Regions from separate parts of the Mus musculus genome. Here region 2 is linked to region 1. The links are chromatin contacts, found by Hi-C or POLR2A ChIA-PET in ENCODE. All regions are on one chromosome and are shown on one strand. The core of a region is the stretch at or near the end of the contact, and the rest is flanking DNA. Distances in the headings are between cores, read along the strand shown.

What was found. A loop is a pair of places that touch in the nucleus more often than their neighbours do. ChIA-PET counts read pairs that join two places held with the same protein, here RNA polymerase II (POLR2A).
Region 2: a map of v-Abl transformed pro-B cells shows a loop between it and region 1 (2.4-fold over the local background). The contact joins the promoter of Vapb here to the promoter of Stx16 in region 1. A Hi-C loop is called at or near these places in 1 of 37 maps with a recorded cell type or tissue (v-Abl transformed pro-B cells). POLR2A ChIA-PET finds 5 or more read pairs at or near these places in 1 of 5 experiments (Patski).

What each region holds. Positions count from the first base shown.
Region 1 is chr2:174,075,091-174,079,202 of GRCm38, reverse strand. Stx16 (syntaxin 16) reads right to left here and starts at 2,152. Exons shown (of 9, transcript NM_172675.4): 1 at 2,014-2,152. The coding sequence starts at 2,145.
Region 2 is chr2:173,735,200-173,739,311 of GRCm38, reverse strand. It overlaps Vapb (vesicle-associated membrane protein, associated protein B and C), which reads right to left and starts at 1,741. Exons shown (of 6, transcript NM_019806.5): 1 at 1,562-1,741. The coding sequence starts at 1,619.

The DNA of each region.
Region 1 (4,112 bases), core at 903-3,402:
TTCTTAACATTGCCTGCTTTTCCAAACCACATATTATTTTAAACATTTTAAATTATTTTATTCCATATATAGATAGATAGATACACAAACAGATATGTTCAAATTGTCTAATTTAGAAAAATATTTAAAAAGTAATTGGACACAGCAACGTGTTTTTGAAAAGGTGCCGGTCCAAGATACTGTGTTTTAAACTCTCTGAATTAAGGGTCAAATTTTTTCTCTCAGGTAATCTAAAGATTAAAGCTACTTAGAACTTTACAGAATTAAAATTTAAAAACCAAACAGTATCTTTTTCATCAATTTAAACAGAGACCCTGGAAGCTTTAGCGTGGGTTTGGCTCTGTTTTGTTTTGTTTGTTTTCCCCCATGAGGTAGCATAAAATTAAGTCATAAAGAACAGGAGACCTTTATTTAACATAACTGAAGGCCCACAGATTATATTCATTCACTATTTCTCCGGTTTATTTCTGGAGACTCTTTTCAAAAACCACATTAGAATGAACACATTTCCATGCTAAGATTTGTTTCCTACTTATTTCTATGTAATATTATTTCTTTCAGTCTAAAAATGTAAAACATCCTTCAAATGTAAATGTAAACAAAAGCCCCAACACACTCCGAGCTAGTTTTCTATGCCTTGGGACCGAAGTTAACATCCTGCATCCTTTTATCCTTAAAACTGCTTGCACAGAATAAAAAATCCCTTTTCTGTGAATAATATGGTCAAACATATTTTCCACCGTGACCTAAACAGGGACAACTGTCCTGGCAAGACAGTGACAATCACGATACACAGCTTAGTTTTTCATTAGCACTTCCATAAATGATAAAAGGAAAAAATTAAAAGGCAACTGTTTAAAAGGCGGGAAAGCTGCAGCGTTTCACGAACTATGTTTCAAATGCAGCCCCTAAGGTCGTGGGGTGACCGTGCATTCCCCCATGTTTCAAGGCTGCTTCCATTCAAACCTTCCCTTTTCAATTAAAGGTATTATTACAAAGCTAACAATATTCATCTGGCTGCACCATTCAGACCCGCCCCCTATCTGAGAGAGCAGGAAACTGAGGCTCTGGAAGCCAAAGCCTCCATCAAAAACAAACCAAATACAGCAATCATACTGGAACATTGCTTTGAAAAAGAACAACAACAATAACAAAACCCTACACTGCTAGGCGAAGTGAAGTTCTGGTCAATAAAATCAAAAGCCATGTGCTATTTTGGGGGATTAATTTTCACATCCGCATCATGTTGGTTCCTTTTTTTGTTTTGTTTTGTTTTTTTAAAAAAAAGTTCGAATGGAGAAGCTTAATTTCCTGTGTGGGAAATGGAAAATGAAGCGCCTAGCACCTTGCAATCTCACCAACATGAGTCCTCGGAGGGGGGAGGGCGGGGGGGGGGGGCAGCAAAGCAATTACTCCTAGTGTACATGGCCACACCGAGAACTAGGGCCATTGGAAGAAAAATAGTGGGAAAGAAAATGAGCTGAGCTGAGCAGACCACACACACACACACACACACACACACACACACACACACTCCTTCCTGGGGGGGGGGGGTCTGCAAGGATTTGAGTCAGCTAACCACCCACCTGGCCCACAGAACCAAAGTGAGGCCATTGCAGGGGGGGGGGGGGGGAGTGCCAAACAGAACAGAACAAAACAAAAAGAAGGTTGGAGAAAGGCCTAGGTTCCAAGTCCTCGTGTTAAAACATATGTAAATCGAGGCTGCCCGACGGATGGTGGGGGAGGAGGACCAGGAGGCCCAGGAAGTGAGAAGGCAGGGCAGGGGTTGATACTGTGGTCCCCATTGGGGGTTGCAAGTGCCCCATAAGCCATGGCCGTGCTCCACTTCCTTCTGTATCACACTCCTAGTCGTCGTCGCCTTGTTATTGTTGTTGTTCTTTTTTTCTTTTTTTTTTTTCTTTTTAGACAGAGAGACAGACAAGAGACAGACAGACAGGCAGAGCCGCAGTGCACACGGTGTGTGTGTCTGGAGAGGCCGCCAGGAAGACTCACCGCAGCAATGCTACGTGAATGCAGAGGGCTGGAGGTGGTGTGACTACTCACTTGCTCGGCTAACAGCTGCCGGGTTTGGATGGAATTATTCCGCAACAACAAGAAAGCGTCGGTTAAACGCCTGGTGGCCATTGTCTCCCCCTTTGTGACCCCCCCTCTCAGGGTCTCCCACCCCCCCTTGTAGTCCTGATTTGTTCACTTTCTCTCTTGGTCTGGCCTAGCTGATTCCACTCTTGCACAGAAATCTCTCTTGACAAAGCCTTAGGCTTTTCACGGCGCGATTTTGCAATCCGCCTAAGCGCGGAGACCCCTCCCCAAATAACCACCTCGCCTTTTCCAACTGCCTGACTCCCCCTACCCCAAGGCTGGCTCGGATCTCAAAGCACTCGAATCCCCCCAATCCTAGCGTCGAAATCAAACGTCCTGGAGACCCCTCCCCAATCCCAGCTCGGATCCACAAGCGCCTGACGCGCCAATCCGGCTCGGGGATGGGAGAGACCCCTACCCACTCACTTCCTAAGACCTCCCCAAAGGTGCTGGCGCCCTAACCCTAACTCAGAGCGCCTGCGTGCCCGGCATGTGGCTCTAACTCCGAGTTTGGGTTAACTCTCCTCACAAAAGGCCTGCTCCAAACAGGCCGAGCCCACAACGACAAAGGAGCGTCTACAGCTCCCATATAGTCGCCTGAGCCTACTGAGGCTCAGCCCGACCTGACCCCTCTCTTTCCTGTGCGGCCTGCTTCTCCACTGCCAGGAGGCTGCGGGCCTCCACGAGGACCTCACGGCCTGCCTCCCCCAGCCTCCTCACTCCTCTTCACCGGCACCCTCCATCCCGGGATCAGGCTGCAACCCTGCCCAAGGCCGCTTCCGTGCAGTGGTCCCGGGCTCTAGCATTCCCCCGGCCCTCTTCCTGTCCGTTCCTCGCGGGTGCCCCCCTGCGACATTCATGAGATTGCTTGCAACGTTCCGGGAGCGGGAGCTCCCTTATTGCCCTGCCCCGGGATGGGAGTGCTCCGCCCTCTCTGGGACAGTTCCCGGGGCGCCTTCTTCCCCTTTTCCTAAGAGTGTACAGACTCTGGGGCAGGCGTCCTGGCCCCAAAAAACGGCTTCAAAACCTTGGCCCTGGAGCCGAAGACCACCACTGGGGTCCAGGCAATTGTAAACTTCTAGTAGGATTGTCAGGCAGGCAGAAATGTGGAAACGTGGCTCTTGCAGAGCCTAGTCCTGCGCGGGGGCGGAGGAAAAGTGGAAGAAGTCTGCCTCTGCAGGCCAGGCACGCTCCACTGCAGGCGCCTGGCGCTGCTGAGATGGCCTTACCTTTTTATTTTTTTATTTTTTTTCTTTAAACTGTGAGAAAAAAAAAAGTATCCGAAAAACAACCAGGCCAGGGAAAAAAGAAAAAAATAATAATAAAAAAAGCTTGGGCGCTAGGCCTTGCTGGCCTTACTGTGGGCAATAAAGAGTGGTCAGGCATCTACACTTGGGCACTACAATGTTGTGCCCAAGTGGGAAAGGTTCCTAAACTTAGAGACAACCCCTCAGCCCCACTCCCCCAAAAAGTACTTTGTGTTGAGGTTATGCCCACGTTTCCTCGAGCTGGGGTTTCTGGTCGCCTCCCAGTCTCTGGAACCATGCATCCCACTCGTTGCTACCCTGGCTTGGGGGGTGGGGGCGTCTCCCAGGGCCCCCCAGGGCTGCAGCTGCCGCACTCAGTGAACAGCAGCTCCGGAGGCTGGGGTCACCGGCAAGCCTGGATGACAGACCAATATCTGCAGAGCGACTTTATGGGGTGTCTTGCCCTCAATCTTGCTCTCAGCTTTGGGATCAGATTGGGAACAGTTTGGCCTGACTTGAGGGTCCCCTGCCTCTCCCGGGTGCCAGGAGGCAGGCGTGGGAGCCGCGCGTAGGGTCAGGCTCTTGAGCCCCGGGTGCTTTTGCTTTTAAGAGCGGGTGCTCCTGTGCTTGTGTGCAACAGTATCCGTATGAAAAGTATCTTTGAGACACATAACACAATGAATGCATGGAGGAATCGAGGCCCGGAGAGCAGCGGTGCGAGCTGATAGAGAAGAGATGATTCCGATGCCGAGCTCCTTAAAGACA
Region 2 (4,112 bases), core at 492-2,991, 340 kb after region 1:
AGGAAACAAAAGCACTGTTGCGCAAGACGGGAGATCTGAGTTCCACCCCCAAGGGTGGAAGGACAGAAATGATTCCTACAAGTTGTCTTCTGGGTACCACACACTCACTGTGGCACACATACTGCCATTCGCAACACATAAACGCAAAATAAATAAAGACACCAGCCAAAGAGTTTATGCACATGAGCACCCCACCACAGAGATGGACGCCTTGCACTCGTGACAGGGTGCAAACACACAAAATACACAGAGCTACAGTTATAACCAGGCGGCGATTCACTGCTGTGCAGTCAGGCACGGGATCACGCACCACTGTAACCTGAAAAAGACTCAGCATTCGAAATTCCAAATAGTCACTACCAAACGGACACCACTTCCTTGTCGCTAACAAGTGGGATCCCGATAAGTGGGGGAACCTCTGGTGACGAGGGTCCACATTTAAGTCGATGCTTCTATTGAAATTTTTTTGTGTATGTGTCTGTGTGTTTGTTCACAAGTGTGCCAGGCTGCACCTGTTGGGGTCAGCGGACAATGTGCACAAGTCGGTTCTCTCCTTTGACCATGTGGGACTCAGGGATTGAACTAAAGTCCTCAGCCTTGACAGCAAGCTCTTTATCCGGTGAACCATCTCCACAGCCCTGTGTTAGGCTGCCTAAGGTTTTTGTTTTCAGGTTGACTGGACGGCCTCTGCTTCCTTGTAAGAGTCACACTGCACACTCTGAACCTGGAAGGCAAGGTGAACAGCCACAGATCTGAAGCATTTCCCAAGAGTCTGTGGGTACAGTGGCTAAGTATCTGAACGTCTGAAATCAGAACTCAAATGCGACAACTAGATAAGAGCTGTGATCCTACGTTACTTCCCAGCGGTGGAGAAACGGGTGACTCTCGGCCACCCAAAATCGTGTGTGCCAGCTGTGGGCTACACGTGGGCAATACACAGAGGATCATATCAGCCAACCTCAAGTACACCTTCATAGAGTCCAGTTTCTTCCTCTTCCTCCTAGTGCTTACCACTGTATTCTGCCATCTTGCTTACTGGTTGTTGAACTTTATAGGCCTCCTGTGCCCAATCTCATGACTCAAACATGCAACGAAGCAAGGAACAGGCTGGGCATGGACCCTGTTGCCTCGTGGCCCTTAAAATTAGTGAATGGAAACATTCATGTGTACATACACACACACTTGTGTGTGTGTATGTACATATATGTACGCACATGTATGTATACACACTATCTATAACATGCGTATACCATGCATATATATTTGTCTACGTGCACCTTTTTAATCACCTGGGCATGCACCTTTACACACAGATGTATACAGAAAGTGTACTACACAGAAAGTGTGCACGGGCTTCGTGGGCTGTAACCCCGGCAGCTCGCTGCCTCGGGGGAGCTGATGGAAGGGTACTCAGGCAAACCGTTTCCATGCACTGACTCCACATGCATGCATTAGACGCCTGGTGCATGCGGGCCTCAAGCGGACAGTGTCCTGCCCTCAGGGCGCGTCCCTTCCGGCACCGGCCGCTGAGTGACAGCTCCCGGGCCGGCCGGCCGCTTACCTCGGAACTTGAGCTCGTGTTGTGGCTCGAGGCTCAGGACCTGTTCCACCTTCGCCATGGTCCTCCCCGTCGGGGGCGACGGCGCGGGCGGGGGGCGGCGGCCTGGGTGGCGGGGCGCAGGGGCGGAGGGCGAGGCCGCGGTGCCGGGCGAGCTCACGGCACGCACGACGTACCCACGCACGCCCCGACGCACGCACGTACGCACGTACGTAGCAGATGCCGGGCTCCGGCAGTGGCCAGCGGCTCCAGCGACAAAAGGGAGACTGCGCATGCGCAGGGTGTTCAGGGCCACTGCGCAGGCACAGACCGGGCGGTAGAGGGCGGAGCTTCCGAGACAGGGGGCGTGGCCTCTCGAGGCTTGGGAGGAGGGGCGGTCTCCAGTGAGACTGTTCAGTAAGCGCCTGCGGGGAGAACTGTTGTTAAGTGCTTTACTTAATAATAATAATTAACAAGAATAAACTTCCACTTTCTTCCCGCACGTGTGGTGCCAGGCTCTACTGAGCCTGAATATAATAAAGTACTTATTATTCTTACAAACACAATGTTTACGGGTTAGTGATATGTGCCAGGCCTTGTGACAGTTCATAAATAACAATTATAAATATAATAAACTGGCAATTATTGTTTGCTTATTTCGTGCCACTCCGCTGAATGCTTTCAGTAACTGTCATAAATAAAAGCTATTCTGCATTCAGTGTTTACCAAACCGCAAAGCGCTGCACTGAACCATTTGCTGATAGCATTACTTGTTTATGCAAGAAATATTTAGAAATACAATAACCAGAAAACGACCTGCTTCACACCGTGCTAGGACCTCACTGAGAGAATAAATTAGTTACACACATAAATCACATGACTAAAAGTAACTGAGAGCCTAGCTCTGTCTGATACCCAAAATAAGCCCTGTATGTTCCCATTGGCACGTGACTAGTATTTCATTGTGTAACGTATACTATGTAAAATAGACCTTCATAGCCTCCTCATCAAACATTCGTGTGAAGAGTACACATGACTCTATATGGCAGGAATATCCATGTTGTTCATGTACTTCCCATGTTCTATACACCTGAAGTTATTTTCATAATAAAAGTTTCCAAGGGGTAGTCTTTGTCTTTTAGCTTGTGCATCTAATCCATTTATACTTATTGTATTTGTTGGTGTACCTGGGTTTATTTCTGCTGCTTTACGTTGGTTTTCCCATTAGATGTACTGTTTCTTTTGGCCTCTCATTTCTTGCTCTTCAGGATTGTTTTCCTCTCCATCTGTTCTTTCCTTGTGTTCTGCTACTACTGCTTCATGTGTACTGAATCTATGAAAGTCTAGCTTTTATGACATTTTGTTCTGCTTTCTTGAGATTTTAGGGCTTCAGTTCATCATAGTCACCCACTGCTCCATTATACGCCTTGTGCTTTTAAAGGAAACTCAGGTTTCCCTCAGTCTAGTTTTGTTTTGTTTTGTTTTGTTTTTGGTTTTGGTTTTTTGGTTTTTTGAGACAGGGTTTCTCTGTGTAGCCCTGACTGTCCTGGAACTCACTCTGTAGACCAGGCTGGCTTCGAACTCAGAAATCTGCCTGCCTCTGCCTCCCGAGTGCTGGGATTAAAGGCGTGCGCCCACTCTGCTCTGTGTTTTGCCACACTGTCTCTGCGTTTGTTGTACTTTGAACTCTTTGGGCTTTCTAAATTTGCTGATTGAGAATCTTTCATCAAGCTCAAAGCTTTTCAGTCAATATTTTTCTTACTTTTATTCTTTCCGTTGTTGCTTGTTTGCTTTGTTTTTGAGACAGGATCTCTTATATTCCAATCTGACCTTGAGGTCACTCTGTAGCCGAGGATAGCCTTCATTCTCCTGCCTCCACCTCTCCAATGAGGAATTTCAGGTGTTAGCTTTCATACCCAGTGCATGCAGGGCTGAAGTTGGTCCAAGGCTGCATGATAACCAAGCACTACCAGCTGAGCTGTCAACTTAGTCTCTAATTCTATTTTGTCTTTGAAGTAGGGGCTCACTATGTAGCACTGGCTAGCTGGAACTCACGATATAGAGACCAGGGTGGCCTCAAGTCACTCTGTTGTTGTTGTTGTAAATTACACCTAACAATGGCCATTTTCAAGACTGTGGCCCAGTAACACCATTTTCCTGTTGCCTGCAACCAACTCACTCACCCATCCCAAAGGTTCACCTTGCAAAGCCCAAACTCCACATCTCTTAAATGATAATTTGCATTTCTCTCCAGAGCCCATCCTTGGCGTTCATCATTCTGTTTTCTGTCTCCGGATTTGAGTGCTCTAGGCACCTGACAGAAGACGGGTCACTTAGCACTGAGATCGGACAGGGATGGGGTGGGGTGGAGGGGCAGCTAAGGGAATGTGTGAAGGAAAGGAACCCTCCCACCCACCCTGGGACATAATTTGCTGACTAAAAGTCAAAGTACCTCCAAACAACTGATGGTCAGTGAAGGCAATGGCCCCTTCCAGAGAGGACTAAAGGAGGTAATTATTCTGAACCTAACGGAAGTGACCATGGCAGGGCAATGTAGATGGAGCTCTTCCCAAAT